Regions from separate parts of the Homo sapiens genome. Here region 2 is linked to region 1. A link is an interaction called in ENCODE POLR2A ChIA-PET data of the cell type or tissue named here. Cell type or tissue: PC-3. All regions are shown on one strand. Each heading gives the region's core, and the rest is flanking DNA. Links, peaks and the distances in the headings are about the cores only.

Region 1 (7,955 bases), core at 1,387-6,386:
CAAAGGGAAAGTTCTGAACAAAGATTAATTGTTTGGTCAGGAGCTATCAACCATATCATCACTCAGTGCAAGACCAGTCTCTCCAGCCTCTTTTGCCTCCACTCCACTTCCCTTGTTCCCCTCTCAAATCCACCCAAACCCCCATCCTCCTGGAATCACTCCAAAAGGACTAGAATTTGTTTCCTGTTTTGCCCACGATTGTTCCCATCGCTGCCACTCCCCAGGGCTAAACACAGAACCTGCCACATAACAAAAGCTCAGCATATGCACATTAAATGGAAAGTGCCTTACTTTTTAGTCCCTATATCTTAACATCTGCAGTTCACCAGGCTGACCATGCCCTTCTCCCTTTTCACCAACAGATCTACGGGTCTTGGAAATCCCAGTTCAGTGTTCCTCTCTCAATCTTTTTCTCTTCCTTTACTCAGCCAAGTCACTCCTCTCTCTAGGCGCCGCAGTCCTTTGCTCTTGCCTGCCACAGCCATTGCCAAATGTTGGTGCAATTGTTTGCCCACACCTGTTTTTCCCTTGGATGCCAAGGTCTTCCGGATCCAGGATTGTGTGATCTTCTTCCATGCGCTTGCCTGGTTCCCCAAGTCATAACTGGACATAATTAGTCTGGTGGAGAAGGCAAGTATTATGGCCCTCATTTTTCCAATGAGAAAATGGAAGCAAGGCACCAGGCTCCCTGCATGCAGCAGAGAGATGGAAGAGGAAGAGAGGAGCAGCTTGGGTGAGAAGACTTGGTTCTATTAGCAGGGGTCAAGCAATGGAATGGAAATGTGTCATGTCCTTTCAAGGTCATCTGTGGAGCAATGTTTAACAGCCTGCCCAAGAAATATTTAATTACCTAGAGGAAAGTAAGTACCTTTGTTGACTTGATATTTGCTACCAACTAAATAGCCAGATTATGTGAAGTTACACATTAATGTGTAGGATTTTGCCTAGTAGAAATACAAATGTTTTCTGTTCAGGAGAAAAGATAATCTCAAAGTTTATTAATTGACTCCCGTGTAGGACATTAACCAGTTTTGTTTCTAATTTAGCAATCTCATTCCAACACTCTTCCTCCAGTGCCTATGTAAACTCATGCTGCCATCTTGTTGGTTTCCTCATTAATGAGCTAAATGCATTTTTGACATGTCCACATTCTAGATTTGTATGAGTCACAATTTTAACTTTTTGAAAATTATACTTTGCCACCCAGGTGCCACCAACTCTGGGAGTGTGAGCAAGTCCCTCCCTCCCCTCTTCTGGACTCAGTTTCTTCAACAGTAACATGAGGGCGTAGGTCTGCATGGGAAATTACAAGCCCCAGGAATATTTGATTTTAAGCCTGAATCTTAAAAAGAATAATTTCCTCATAGGGTTGAACATCTTACGGAGTTATTTTCCAAAATAACAACAATAATGGGACAGTGCTTCATACCTGGGGCTAAGTATTTTAATTCTCACATAATGAGATGGGGCTATTGTTCCTAGCTCTATTACAGGTGAGGTTAGGAAAGCTGAAACAGTATTTTTTTTAACGAGGAGACACTATGTTTGTCCTTCCACTCATGTTTCCTTCCATTCTTCTTTTCACCTGTCTGGTCATCCATGTTTCCAGTCATCCATCCCACTGATGCAAAAAGAAGGTGGTTTCCATTTTCACTCTGGATCTATCTAATTGACTATTTAATTGATGTGGACTTTAGTAGAGGCAGTGATTGCTTCCAGTTGGTGGGCCCAGGAAGACTGTGAAAAAGGTACCACTTTCAGCTTGACCCTGAAGGTTCAAGCAGAATTATTTAGGGATAGGTTGAAGAAGCATCTTTGCCTGAAGGAACCATGGCAGGGACACCAGAAGACAAAGGAGGGAGACATGCACAGTGACCAGTGGGTGGTTATGGCTGTGGGAAGGGTGGATAATGGGAGATGAGATGAAAAAGATTGATTGGTCTTGGCATATGTCAATGGCTGATTGAGAATCTTAAGTTTCCTTGATCTGAAGCCCTGTCCACAATCACCCAGACTCTGAGTACTTCATGTGGTAGTAAGAGGCAGAGACAAACCCTTCCCCAGGTGCCCTGATCTGGCCAAGCCTGGGCGCTCTGACTACCAGAGTCCTGAACTCTTAGAAGGGAGAGCTGCAAACAACCATGGCGGGAATCTACTCCAGCCTCCCTTCCCGAACATGTGGGCCTGAGCTAATTTAAGCTAGTCTGAGCTCACTTTGCAAGCAGTTGTCACAAGGTGCTACATCAAAAGACTCCCAAGGCCCAAATATTTAACAACCAGAACACTCCCTCCATCCATCAGTTTGGTAATTCTATCCACACAAAAAAACTATTGGGGTTTCATTTCTGGCCTGCTCATTTCTTATAAACATGCCAGGGCCATTTACAGCTCACAACTCACTGCTCTCTAAACATTTACACATTTCTCCCTCTTAACACATCCTTGGCTATTTGATTAAGTAGTAGATCACAGGGGATGGAAGGCAAGGCCTTGGCATCTTTGGGTTTTCTCCAAACCTATCTTGACATGGGTTCAATGCCAGCCTCCCCTTCCAGTAAACACAAGGATTATTGCACTCCTGGGCACAGACTTGCTGATGCCTTGGTCTTTTCTATCCCTTCTCTTGCAGTTTCTTTAGGTAGGAGGGAATACAAACCCCAAAAACAAACAGACATGAGTCCATTTTACCAGCTGGGTTTAATGGGAAAGCTGGTAGGGTTCCCCATGACCCCTAGGACTGAATGAGTGCCCACATTTCACAACACCCTGATTCCAGACAGGAAGCTTGGAGAAGTATCTATATTTGGGGGAAGGAAGCTGCCCCAGACACAGCTTCCTGGACTGTTAGCAAAGGAATCTCACACAAGGCCTAAACCAGTTTCCATACAACTTCCTTGCCTTTTGGGAAGGTGCAATCTCACAGGACTGGTGGGACTTACCCAATGCAGTCATCCAAAAACAGTTATGGCCAACACCTAAGTGCTGAGAAAAGTCAAGAGGAAGAGGAAGCCCCAAGGGCAGAGAAAGTGGTGAAGGTCACAGAAAAGGCATGGAGCTGTGGCACCATTGGCGGGGGACAGCTAGAGTCCAGGCACAGAGCTAAAACTGGGTATGAGCAAGGGTAGGAGAGGGGACACTGCTGAACACCCACAATGGTCCTGCTCCTGTTGGCTCTGCCTTCAATCTCAAAGGCAATTATGAATAAAGGAAAGCACACTGCCTTCAGAGTCCGACCTAAGTTTGAATCCTGGCATCTTTCCCAGCTGGCCGTATTACCCCTAGGAGCTACTCAACACTTCAGAACCTCACTTTCTTCTTCAGCAAAACAGAGGTGCAGGTATATATCTCCTAGGAGTGACAAGGGAATTCACGCGGCTGTTAATGACCTGGTGCCTGCCTGGGGCTACCAAGCAGCCACCACAAGAGTCCTCCATAATAGCATCCACCGCACTGCAGTCAGGGCAACAGCACTGCAAGCACTTCATGGACAGAGACCAAGCCTTTCCAACTTGATCTGCCATGTTTCAACACAGTGCCTCAGCCATTGAGAAAATCCTGTGACAGGCACAGACCCCCTTCAAGAAGGACTTGCTGCTCAGCTCGTGAGAGGGTTGTCAGCAGCTTCTTCAGGGCTTGCTCAGTTGCAGAGAGCTACCTGGCCAGAGGTCATGCCCTTCAGGGGCAGCCCACCTCCTCTGAGTGATGGGAGTGATGGAATAAAGGCCCATGTCAGCCCATCCCAGCACTCATTCCAGCACAATGCTGGCAGGCCATCTTGGTGCTCTTGGGGCTGGCTGTGGCTGCATCCAGCCTGCATCACGACTCAACCTCTGCACAGTCCTGCTGCCTTCCCCTCCTCCCGTGGGTATGAGCCTCCAGCACACTCAACTTCGTGTCAGAGCTTACCTTCCAAGAACCCTACCTGCAATGAACTTGGTATTTGTTGATGAGTAAATGTCTGAAACAAGATCCCCAATCTTCTAAATCCAGAGTTAAAACTCAGACAGGCCACGGTCCTTGGTCATTCTAGGTCCAAGAGGCTCTTGCTGCTGGCATGGCCAAGAGATACAGGTAAGTAAAACAGTATACTGTGGTGCTATGACCACCCAGGGGGCTGCCGTGTCCCACTCAGGAAAATCAGGTACCTAGTTGGCTTCCAAAAGAGGCTGGGGAAATTTTAAGTTGAGGTTGGGCTCTGTAGACCTTCTCCACCACTAAAGCCCCCAGGTTTATCATTTCCCGGGAGAATAGGTCCTGGGGGAGAGGGGGAGATAACAATGGAACACACCAAAAGGGAACCCTGTAATGGAACAGTGCCCACTAATGTTTATTTTATCCCAGGAGTCACAGAAGGCCTGGAATGGCTGCGATGGAGATAAAGGATGAAGGGTAGTCCCCTCAGGGTGTTATCCAAAAAGTCACCTTGGAAGAGGAAGAAACTCCTACCAATATCAGAAGAGCAACAAACATTTTTTTTTCTAGAAGATAAGTGGCTAATTTCAAAATAATTATTTTATCAACTGCCACATAAGTTTTTTTTTTTTTAATTCATTAAAAAAAAAAAATGAGGCCGGGCACAGTGGCTCATGCCTGTAATCCCAGCACTTTGGGAGGCCAAGGTGGGTGGATCACCTGAGGTCAGGTATTCAAGACCAGCTTGGTCAACATGGTGAAACCCCATCTCTACTAAAAATACAAAAATTAGCCAGGAGTCGTGGCGCATGCCTGTAATCCCAGCTACTCAGGAGGCTGAGGTGGGAGAATCACTTGAACCCAAGAGGCAGAGGTTGTAGTGAGCCGAGATCGTGCCACTGCACTCCAGCCTGGGTGACAGAGCAAGATTCCCTCTCAAAATAAATAAATACATACATACATACATACATACATACATACATACATAAAAATGAAATGCTTCCCTTTTCAAATGAGGAGTGGGAACACTTAGATTACAGTGCTAAGTTCTTTTTGTCTGTGAGGTAAGGAGAAGAGCCTGCGCCTAGGTGACCTTGGCCTGGTCAGAGATGCTGGGACAGCCTGGACGTGGGAAAGAAGGGATCTACGCAGGTCTGTCCACAGCACATTCCAGGGCAGCTTCCTCCCGGGCTGCTTCTGTGCCAGAACCTGCTGGCCTCAGGAGCCCCAGCTCACCTTTCACTGACCTTCAGCCCACAGGAGAACAGCATTTCCTACCTCCCCCACCTGCTGACAAGGCCTCTCTCTTTCCCACGCCAAGGACAAAGATGACCTCTGGGGGATTCCTTTTAGCTGGCTCATAAAAGGAAGAGAGATGGGCCAAAGAGAAAGAGCTGCTGGGTCCTTCCCCAACTAGAACATGGGAAATGATGATTTTCCAGTAGGGAAGTGGTGGCCAGGCAGGCAGGCGTCGACTAGATGGGTCCCTCTGGGGTGTGGTGGAAATGACCTCAACTTCAAAGAGACAGACTTCCAGAGAAGGCTGGCATTAGCATCCTGATCTGCTCTACTGAGAATCCCAAGGGTTTTGCGGAACTCTTGCTGGGCCATGAGGATACAGTCTCCTCCTGACCCCAATCCTCTAACCAAAGCAGCTAGGTTTCAGTTAGTGTACACAGAGCTCCAGGCCTCTAAGAGTGTGAAAGCCACTGCCTCAGGAGATATCCCTTGCTGGAGATCCTGGGAAGTAGAGGCTATGGAGGCAGACCACTTAATAGCTGTGCAACCCTCAGCAAGTCATTCATCCACTCTGAGCCCGAGTTCCCTCCTGTGTAAAACAGCAGTTATCACAGTGCCTAGCTCCTAGTCTGGGTGTGAGAGTTCAAGGTGAGGCCAACCAGTTGCTTCACTCCGTGCCTGGCTCATAGTGAGACCTCAGTAAATGTGAGCTATTTTCTTTCAATGAATATTTGCCCTTTCCAGCATCACAAATACATGAGCTTCCAATTCTAGGGATACAAAGACAGAGGGGCTTTATTTCTTTCAATGAGTTCAGAGAAGTCCCTAGCACTTAAACTGCTATACACTGAGAGAGTAAGCCATAGTTCTGAAAATGCTCTGTGTGCTCATTCACCTGAAGCAGCACTGGGGGTCACTGCAGCCTCAGGTGCCACCGAGCCGACAGGCCATGAAAAGAACACCCACTGACTCACTCATCTGGGTGGAATGGTTTCATGGGGACCCAGGTGAGGTGGTGAGGTTGCTGCTTTTTTATGTATTGGCTTTTTCTGCCTCCCCAATGCCCCACTTCCGTCGCAAAAGTGTCTGAGTTCTGGAGCAAAGGCTCAGCTAGGAAAAGTTTCAGATATTTTCTTTGTCTTAACCCTTCAGGGAGAGGAAGGAAAATCTGTCTCTTGCCAGGGTGAGGGCCACCAAGCGGGTTAGCTCACTCTGCCACATTCTGCATTTTCTACCTTCAACACAATGGACAGTGGGATGTCTCTCTCTTGCCATATGCATTCAAGAGAAAAGCCCTGGTTTGGGTGGGGCTCTGGTTTGGGTGGGGTTTGCATTGGGTCTACAGCCACTAGCAACTTGCTGTAGTCAAGGCAAATGACATAAGCTCTCTGATCCTCAGCTTCCTCATTGTAAAGAGAGCTCTTAGCTCCAGGTCTCATTACTTTCAGGGTATTTAGGATGTTTAGATGCCAAATAAGACAGCAGAAGGCAGAGCACCTTGACAAGCATAAAGCACTGTATGCAAACATAAAGCATGGTGCAATCTCACAGGACTGGTGGGACTTACCCAATTATAAACAAATTTATAATCACATGGCAGGAAGGGTGGAATTTCAAGATAGAATTATTATTCATTGTAAGATGACTTGTGTAATATTGTAAATGACTGCTCTTCACCCCATCCTCTGATTCAAATTAAAATCCTCATTCCATGGCCCCTACATGTACGCTCATTTTCACTGTTCAGTTACAAGCAACAAGATGAGACATTTTGACGCCCTTGGTAATTGTCTGGTTTCTAGAAGTTCTTGGTTCACAGGCCTAAGCATGTTTCATTTGATGTTTGGCACCATAGAAAACAGTGTATGTTTAATGATTTCTGTGTTAAACTGAATAATGAATAACCAGGAAAGACAACAGACCAAATAGCAACTTCTTGATACACCTGCTTGACGGAATTCTGAGCCTTTTTCCCACTCTATCAAGGACAACTGCCTAATGGAGAGTCAGAATATTTTTCTAATACAAATAAAGTAAAAAAGCAATGTAATGTTATTATCTTTTAAAGACAGAAATACTATTAAATCCTCAACCATTTTTAAATTAAAGCATAAAACCCTCTTCTACCCAATAAGCAATAAGAACTCACTTGAATTCCTTTTCACAGGCATTTAAGGGATACTAATGGGTACAGACAGAAGAGGGAAAAGTACAGAAAGGAAAACAGCAGATAAATATATAGAAGCAGAAAACAAGAGTAACAGAAGAGAAGCAGAAGAGACTAAGGAAGGCATCTAGGATGCAGTTGTGAAGAGAAAATCAGACATATGTAGGCAGAAAAGAAAACAATCAAACAAACAACAATAATAAAATTAGAACTAAAGAGAAACTTTCTTAAAGGAACCCATAATTTTGGAAGCTTATCAGTAGATTTTAAAAGTAGACTACAGATTTATGACTACAGGAGTAAAGGGTGTGTTACTCTTAGTAATTGTTTCCTTAATGACATAAAATCACATCAAGACTATATCCAGCTCATGGGCCAGCAGCTCCCCATCCCTGCCCCATAATGCTGCACTGTATTATGTTTCAATACAAAACATTTGGTGTCCACTTGGGTCAGCACCTCCATCAGACTGCCATCACTAAGGGAACTGAGCCAGCCTCCCACGTCAGTTTCCTCCCCTATGGGCTCCACTGAATGGGGATGAATGCGGTACCTACTCTCATAGTAGGGATATGAGGATTAATGAGGTGATGTAGAAAAATCACCTGGTATTGTAGGTGGCATTTAGTAAATCCTT
Region 2 (7,955 bases), core at 1,296-6,295, 110 kb before region 1:
GCCAAAATTGCTAAATGACCATTCAGCTGACGATATGACACCAACATCGGCTGTGCAGGTGCATGCTCACATTCCTGGCACCAAACATGTCACACTCCATTTTCTCCTCTGCAGAATCGAATCTGACCATAACAATGGACTGGGCTTGCTAAGAATGATACTAGCATGCCTCTTTGTTAAGACTTTCAGTGGGTTGAAATCCAGGTCTCCAAAGAGAAAGCCCTAACCTGTCTACTTCTGACATCTCTCCTTCCTGCCCTCACCTCAGAAATAAATGGTATTTTTGTATTTACAATTGAATTCTTACAGACAAACTACCCTTCCCGAATGAAGTAGAAAGTTTCACAAGATAGCATCCCTCATGCTCAATAAATTCCCACTCCTACAGCCTGGAAAGTTGGAAGGCAGAGTCAGCAGCATAAACCTCTGCATGTGTATTCGCGCAAGTTTCGAAAGCCTGGCCCACAGCCCCTGATTCCACCTTGCTTCCTACAATGGTCTCACCATTCTCCCTCTCACCCAGTGAGGACTGGGTGATAATAATGCCTCTGTGCCCCCTCTAGCACAGGGGACCTAGAGCTCTGGCTCACTGGAGATAAACAGTCAGAAAACCACATCCTCTACATGTGTGGGGCATTTGTTTGAGGGTGGGTGGATGAGAATGTGGTCAGGTAACCCAAGCTTTCCTTCCTCCTTCAGCCTCACACTTTTGCAAACAAAAGAGAAGAAATGGAGTCTGTCTGTAGAATGTCACTTGTTATCTTCTCAAGGTCATTTTTAAAAAGGAAGATCATGTGTATGATGTTCGAGTATGCTTCATAGTTCAGCAGACCAGGCACACCAGGTACACAGTGAAAGAATTGGCAAGACAAGGGCCAGAAAATGCGTGGAGATCTTTCATTGCACAGTTTTAAGAGCTTTGACATAGTTATCAGGAAGAAATCAGAATTGAGGTGGGCTCCCTTAAGCTTACTGCATGGTTTTTCCATGTGTCAAATTTATATGTGAGGAGAACCTTCATCCTTTCAGGGTTTACGGTCTCTTGCTGTCATAACCCGCCTGCATATTTCAGCACAGCCCCAGCCTGATCACCAATTTCCATCCCTCATCCACTCCATCAGAAGATCTTTATGTGCTAGAATAAATTTCTCTTAACCTCCCACACCAGCCTACAAGTCATTCATTCATTCATTCAGTGCACAAAGTTGCTGAGTATCCACTACAGGTTCAGAGTTGACCTGGCAGGGGACACAAAACTGAAGAATGCCCTTTTTTTCTGGAACTGGAACTGGAATTTTCATTCTCGGGCAAAGCAGGATGCCAGAAGCCAGATGATGTTCATAGCATCAAAAGACTCTTTTTTTTTTTTCCTGAGACAGGGTTTCACTCTATTGCCCAGGCTAGAGTGCAGTGGCACAATCTCATCTCACTGCAACTTCTGCCTCCCAGGTTCAAGTGATTCTCCTGTCTCAGCCTCCCAAGTACCTGGGATTACAGGTGTGCACCACCACGCCCAGCTAAGTTTTGTATTTTAAGTAGAGACGGGGTTTCACCATGTTGGCCAAGCTGGTCTCAAACTCCTGACCTCAAATGATCCAACCGCCTTGGTCTCCCAAAGTGCTGGGATTACAGGCGTGAGCCACTGCACCCTGCCAGAATGTGCATTTCTAATAAGTTTCAGGTGATGCTGATGCTGCTGGTTCAGAGACCACATTTTGAGAATTACTGCTTTTAACCTTATTTATAAAAGATAAAAAGTTTATTCTTTCAAGATATTCTTTTTCTTTGAACATGGGTATAAAAACATTTTAAACTGTTTAGGTATGTGCCATTTGGACAAAATCTCTTTAATATATCTATAAAAATATACTTTGAAGGCTTCCAAAGGGGAGAAAACCGGCTGGAGCTCTTTATCTTGAATTATTGTTCAAAATCATTTTCAGAGTCTAGTTCATTGGGCTGGACAATGCCAGCAAGGTGTTTGGTTTTTAATTAAAGTTGAAATATCATCTCCATTGAAAGGTACCTCATGAATTTAACCATGATGCCATGGCTGCTAAAAACAAAACAAAACAAAACAAAACAAAAATACATAGGCTTAGGCTGGGTGCTGTGGCTCATGCCTATAATCCCAGCACTTTGGGAGGCCGAGATGGGCAGTTCACTTGAGCTCAGGAGTTCAAGACCAGCCTGGGCAACATGGTGAAATCCCATTTCTATAAAAAATACAAAAATTAGCCAGGTGCAGTGGTGGGCACCTGTAATCCCTGCTATTCAGGAGGCTGAGGCAAGAGAATCCCTTGAGCCTGGGAGGCGGAGGTTGCAGTGAGCTGAGATAGCACCACTGCACTCCAACCTGGGCAATGAGAGTGAAAACCTGCCAAAAAAAAAAAAAATACCTCGTAGGCTTAGATTTCTGAAAACATGCTTCCACCCAGAACCATAAAACTTGTAAAGGTGTGGCTGAGGAGACTTTGGGTTCCAAAGAAAGCATTCAGAAAGCACCACAAATGAAAAATAGGAGTTCATCAATATACTGTTTCCTTTATCATTAGAAAGAAACAGTGCTAAAAAAGAAGAATGTCCACATGACTTCCAAAAACAAAGGAACCCAGGGTCATGACTCTGTCTGTTTTTCCCAGCTATATCTAAGACTTAGAGGGGAGAGAACAGCTCCCTTTGTCCAGGTTCCACCCACTGCAAGAACTTTTTGGCAATAATATGACTTCTCTTGTGTGCTCTGTGCCAGCCAAACTTCGTAAGAATGCTGGCCAGCTTGGCGCACCCTCTCCAGCATTACCTATGTTTGTTATTTGAAGTTGCCATGCTAGATTTTACTTTAAATGACATTTCAAGTACACAGGGTAGTTGAATAGGTTTAAGTCTTGTTGTTTCTTTTCTTTTCTTCTATTGAATAATCAATCCATTCAGGCACAGAAAGATCAACTCTTAGGCTTCCCTAATTACCCTGAATCTGCTACTTCACCCAAGGGACCTCTTGAAAGACCCCAAGGATGCTTTAAACAAAGCACTTCTTACTCTTTATTGTAGTCATGAGTTTTCTTCTGAGTCTCTTGTCTGTGATCTCCTCCTTGAGGATGGAAAGGGTATCAATCATGGCTGTGGCCCCACCATTCACTCATTCATTTATTCAATCAATGTATATTTATTAAATGACTGCTGTATACCAAGCTTTGTGCTAAGCCTGAATATGCAGCAGAGGACCAAAGAGCCACAGCCCTTGCCCTCATGAACCTTACAGTCTGAAGTAGGGACAGACACTCAACAAATGACCCCACTAGTGAGTAAAATTTGCACATGAATTAGGAGGACTCTCCAGAGAAGGGGCAATGAGCTTTGCAGGCTGTGGAGTCTAGGGGTGTTCCATGGAAGGAGGATGAGAAGGAGTGAAGAAGATGAAGACTAACATTGCTCTCACAGAACCCAGTGCATCTAAAGCTCCTTAATGCTTCCCCCATGGATGCTTGTTGAGTGACTGGATGGACCTAGGCAGAGTTTTGCACTCAATGTGACAGACTGGGGAGGAGCTCTGTGTGGAGCAAGCGATGAAGTCCCACTGAATTCAATTGAGGGAGGACCCACTGTCTTCAAAAAGGAAGAGGCATCTCCATTCTAAAGGTGGAGCAACTGAGGCCCAGAGAGCTTAAATGCCCTGTATAAGAGGCAGAGCTTAGTCTCAAATCCAGGTCGGACTCCCTGCCTTTGTTCTTTTAATCCATGACTCCAAAGCTCCTTCCTGAATTGGTGGGTATAAATCCTCCTGTCTCTCAGAAACTTCTTCTCCACTTTCCCTTGTGAAACTCTGTTTCATCTCATCAGCTTTCCAGAGTTATTTGGTGAAAGAGCATCCAAGGCAGGAAGATTTTTCTTGGATCGCTGTGATGGCTGCACCCTCCAAAAATGGGTTCACAAAGGGTAAGCATCGGCCCCACTCATTTTCCCAAACCATAGCAACCCTCTCTTTCTCTCCAAGAAAATTTTAAGTTGCCTGCATCACTGTACATATTATTAGCATATTTTCCAATCTCATATCAGAAAAGTCTTCTAATGAGTCCCAATCTAATGTGACAATCATCCAACAATAGAATGGCTGCTGCATGTGGCACTGAGCTTTCAGTCCCTGGGGACATTTAAGTTGACACAGGAGATCACCTGCCAAGAATACCATAAAAGGAATTCCCTGTTATATCAGAATGCTGACTGATTTCTGATGGCATTTTAATAAGCCAAGAATAGACGCTTCTTGACAGTAGACCCTGCCAAGTGAATATGCCTAAGGAGACTCTACTTCCCAGTTTGCTTGATGTCCTGGAATAATTATTAAGAGCACCTCCTTTCCACTCTCACAAGTGCCCTGAGTAGATGCCAAAGAATATGGTCATCCAATTTAAGTTGCACTTGGGTCCTTGGAGAGAGGCCTAATACATCCTGACACACTGGCTGCCAAACATCCAGGAGAAGATGGGGAAGCACAGTTGAGAATCTGCAGTGCTCCTGTAGCCACTCTAGGAGAGTTTCTAGTTCTCTGTTTAGTAACCTGATATACCAGCAGGCGAACGACAATGTCTAAAACCTCCATAGTTCTGTGCCTACACACAGGCACACACACACTAAAACACACACACACAGACACTCATGCTGTTCGCAGAGTATAGGAGATTCTCCGAGAGAAGCCAGTAGCATTTCCATGCTGCTAGTGGTCTGCTGATGAGTAAGTGTTGTTTTTTTAAGGCCTTGTCTGGCATTGAACATGATTAATAAATTGCTGGAGATGATGGGGACTGCTCTACTGTGATTGAGTTACTGGAGGCTTACAAGGATGAAAACAGGGATCTCTAGATTTCAGATCAAAAGCAGTCCATAAAACACAGCCCCTCAGGTCATGGGAAGTGGCATCCGCAGGCTTCTCAAGATCGCTTCCCGGTGAAAAGAGTAAACCAGCCTCTGATCCCATACTGAACTCTAACTCACATGGGGTTCGAATGTGTCATATGCTCTCTGTACCTCAAGTAATAAAGCAGGGAGTAGTGGGAGCCCATCGCTTATGGCTACTTTTCTCAGGAAAACTTAAGACCATGCAGGATGGGCTGGCTCAATTTTGACAGAGAGGGTGTCTCTGCACTGCTACCTTAGTGCGCACAGTGATTTAATGAATACACGCCTCAGTAGTGACTGAACAAAAGCAGTCTCCAGGAGACGCTGCACCAATGCAAAGAAACACAATCCAAGCATCTTGTGGCAGAAGTCCCAGCAGTCCCCAGCCTGGGACCAAAGGAGGCCTGGCCAAGCCTTGATATAAGCTGCTTTCCCACTGCACAAGGGCAGAGTCCCCAAGTGAAGAACTGCCCCAGTTCTGGCTCAAGGAGTTGGTGGTCACTCCTTGTCTTCATTTCAGGGGCTTCTAGAAGACCCCCTTTCCCCGAAAAGTATTCTCTATCTAAGAGCCTGAAATTTCACCATTAGAGATTACTTCCTTTCAATTTTACCTTAACTCTCTTTCTTGGACTTCTTAAAAAGCACAAGGAATAAGGAGCAAATCCATACTGAGTTGTTAATGATTTCACAGGGTGATGTTGAAATGGCAGCCTACTGAATATCCACTTGGGCTGTAGGTTACAAGTGCATTTCCAAATATTCTGATTCCAAAGGTCTGATGAACAGCTTAGAACTCTGCATTTTCAACAGGCACCCTGCACCCCCATCTGCTGTAATTCTGAAGCACTTTGAGAAAGTTCATTTCAATGCACCATATCCTCTCAGGGAAAGATAACTTCATTCAGAGTTTTTAAAACCTGGATTGTCAGGTTACACCCCAGAGCAATTACATCAGCATCTCTGTGGGGAAGACCAGGTATCAGTATTTTTCTGATGTATTAGAAAAAGAAAGCTCCCCAAGTAATTCCAGTGTGCAGTCAGGGCCGTGGCCACCTGAACAGCCAATGGGTGGGATCTTAATGCTAACACAGCAGAGCAAATGGAACATGTGACTATCTCCAGGGATCTGGGCTGCCTGGGACTCAGGTCTCTGCACTGGCGAAGTGGGCAGCTACCTGGTCTTCAATGTCCCCACTTGAGTGACCCTGGAGGAGTCTTCAGTTGACTCAGTTATGGAGGAGCCCCATCTCCCCTATACAAACCCACACCTCTCCTTGAAACCACGGTGATAGGGAGGCTGCCCCAAGCTGTACCTCTGAGGAGATACAGGTAAGTAGAGGCTGGGACAGAGCCAGACCCAGACAATGATTGGCCATTTGCTGCCACTTGGATTTCAGTAGCCTGAGTTGCTTTGGCAGGCTGTTCCCTGGCTCTGTGGGGTCCCTCAAGCAAGCACAGCCCTCTCACCTCCTGCTTTTGGGCACCTCTGGGACCAGGTGCAGGATTTGGCCCTCAAGCATTGTGCTGGGTGGATAGCTGCTTCCTGCCAGTGGCAATGCAGGCCTCATTCCTTGTCAAGGAACAGGCAAGGGCAGAAGGCAGAAGTCACATATGGTTGAGAGACTCTCTAACTCCAACTAAATCCACACCATTTTTGAGCAAAATGGGGGTTGTGTTCATGTATGAGTTCCCACCAATCTCTATCCATGTGGCAATTCCATCTGCAAAACCCAAGAAATAGTGGTGCATGTTGGTCCCGGGGAACTGGGAACTGGAGTGAGCTCAGCAAGAGCCCAGAAGTCCGGGAGAACTGGTGCTTAGGATGATGGCTCAATGTCCACCCAAAACACAGCCGTTATTTCCTCTTTGTTCAAGCTCTCTTTCTTTCCTTTCTTTCCTTTCTTTCTTTTCTTTTCTTTTCTCTCTCTCTCTCTTTCTTTTTTTTTTTTCCAGGGTCTTGCTCTGTTGCCCAGGCTAGAGTGCGGTAGTGCAATGTCAGCTCACTGCAACCTCTGCCTCCTGGGTTCCAGCGGTTCTCATGCCACAGCCACTCAAGTAGCTGGGACTACAGGTGCACACCACCACACCTAGCTAATTTTTTTTTTTTTTCAGTAGAGTTGGGGTTTCACTAAGTGATTGGCCTGCCTCGGCCTCCCAAAGTGCTGGGATTACAGGCGTTGAGGCACCGTGCCTGGCCCAAGCGCTCTTTTTAGAGGCTTGAGGGTAAACTTCATCCCAGCTCCCTCTAATAGAAATATTCAAAGATTCAAGCCACATTTGTAATTTTGAATGTCCCAGTTAGCCACATTTCAAAAAAAAGAAACATATAATATTAGTGTGTAAAGTGTTTCATATTTAACCCAATATATCCAGAATATTTTTACTTCAACATGTCATTAATATTAAAAATTCCTAATGAGATACTAGAAATACTTCATGCACCTGACACCCCCACTGAAATATAACAGTGTTTCATGTGTTGCAACAATTGTTGCATCTTGTGAAAATTAGTCCTACCAAAACAACAAAGTATTGTTTAACAGACAAACATTTTATATTCCTTCAGTTTTTAGGTTTATATTTTTGTTAATTAAAGTTAAACACAAATTAAAAACTCAGTTCCTCAGTTGCACTGGCTACACTGAAGTGCCCAATGGGCACATGTTGCAAGTGGGTACCATACTGGGCAGACTGAGAATGTTTCCATCAGGGTGGAAAGTCCTTAGATCCCTTAAATAATTAGAAAAGGTCCCAACTCTCATTCTGCTGGTCCAGGCTAGAGACACTTAGAAGTGTCCTGAGTGACATGGGTGCTCTCTCGTCTCACAAAAAAGAAGCACAAGAGTTAAGGGCTAGAACAGCATAACTAGAACACCTCCCAGAGATGTGGCCTAGAGCAGGTAACTCTCAAGGCTCAGTTCCTGCCTCTGACAGAGGAGCCGAAGATGAGCATCTACCACAAAGAGGTGTAAGGATTGAGTAAGTTAATATGTTTGTAAAACACTCAAAACAGTGCCTGGCACATAGCAAGCTCTCTAGAAGTAAGTGCTAAATAAATC

The links. Peaks named below come from ENCODE experiments on the same cell type or tissue, not always from the same donor. Only the 100,000 strongest peaks of a DNase experiment are listed, where the experiment ranks them.
Region 2: POLR2A ChIA-PET joins it to region 1 with 5 read pairs; 2 of 35 experiments call an interaction of 5 or more read pairs at or near these places.

Annotation. Positions count from the first base shown.
Region 1 is chr10:77,372,088-77,380,042 of GRCh38, forward strand. All of the region lies in intron 2 of KCNMA1 (potassium calcium-activated channel subfamily M alpha 1), which reads right to left. It overlaps KCNMA1-AS3 (KCNMA1 antisense RNA 3), which reads left to right. Exons shown (of 6, transcript NR_126365.1): 4 at 760-860; 5 at 1,610-1,748; 6 at 4,342-4,526. Among named protein-coding and RNA genes, the nearest start is that of KCNMA1-AS3, 25 kb to the left of the region's middle. RefSeq lists an enhancer at 3,787-4,986. In PC-3, for the core only: a CTCF peak has its summit at 6,036; a DNase peak (open chromatin) is centred at 3,904.
Region 2 is chr10:77,263,698-77,271,652 of GRCh38, forward strand. The region is part of intron 2 of KCNMA1 (potassium calcium-activated channel subfamily M alpha 1); the gene reads right to left. Among named protein-coding and RNA genes, the nearest start is that of KCNMA1-AS3, 83 kb to the right of the region's middle. In PC-3, for the core only: no CTCF peak of the experiment used is centred there; no DNase peak of the experiment used is centred there.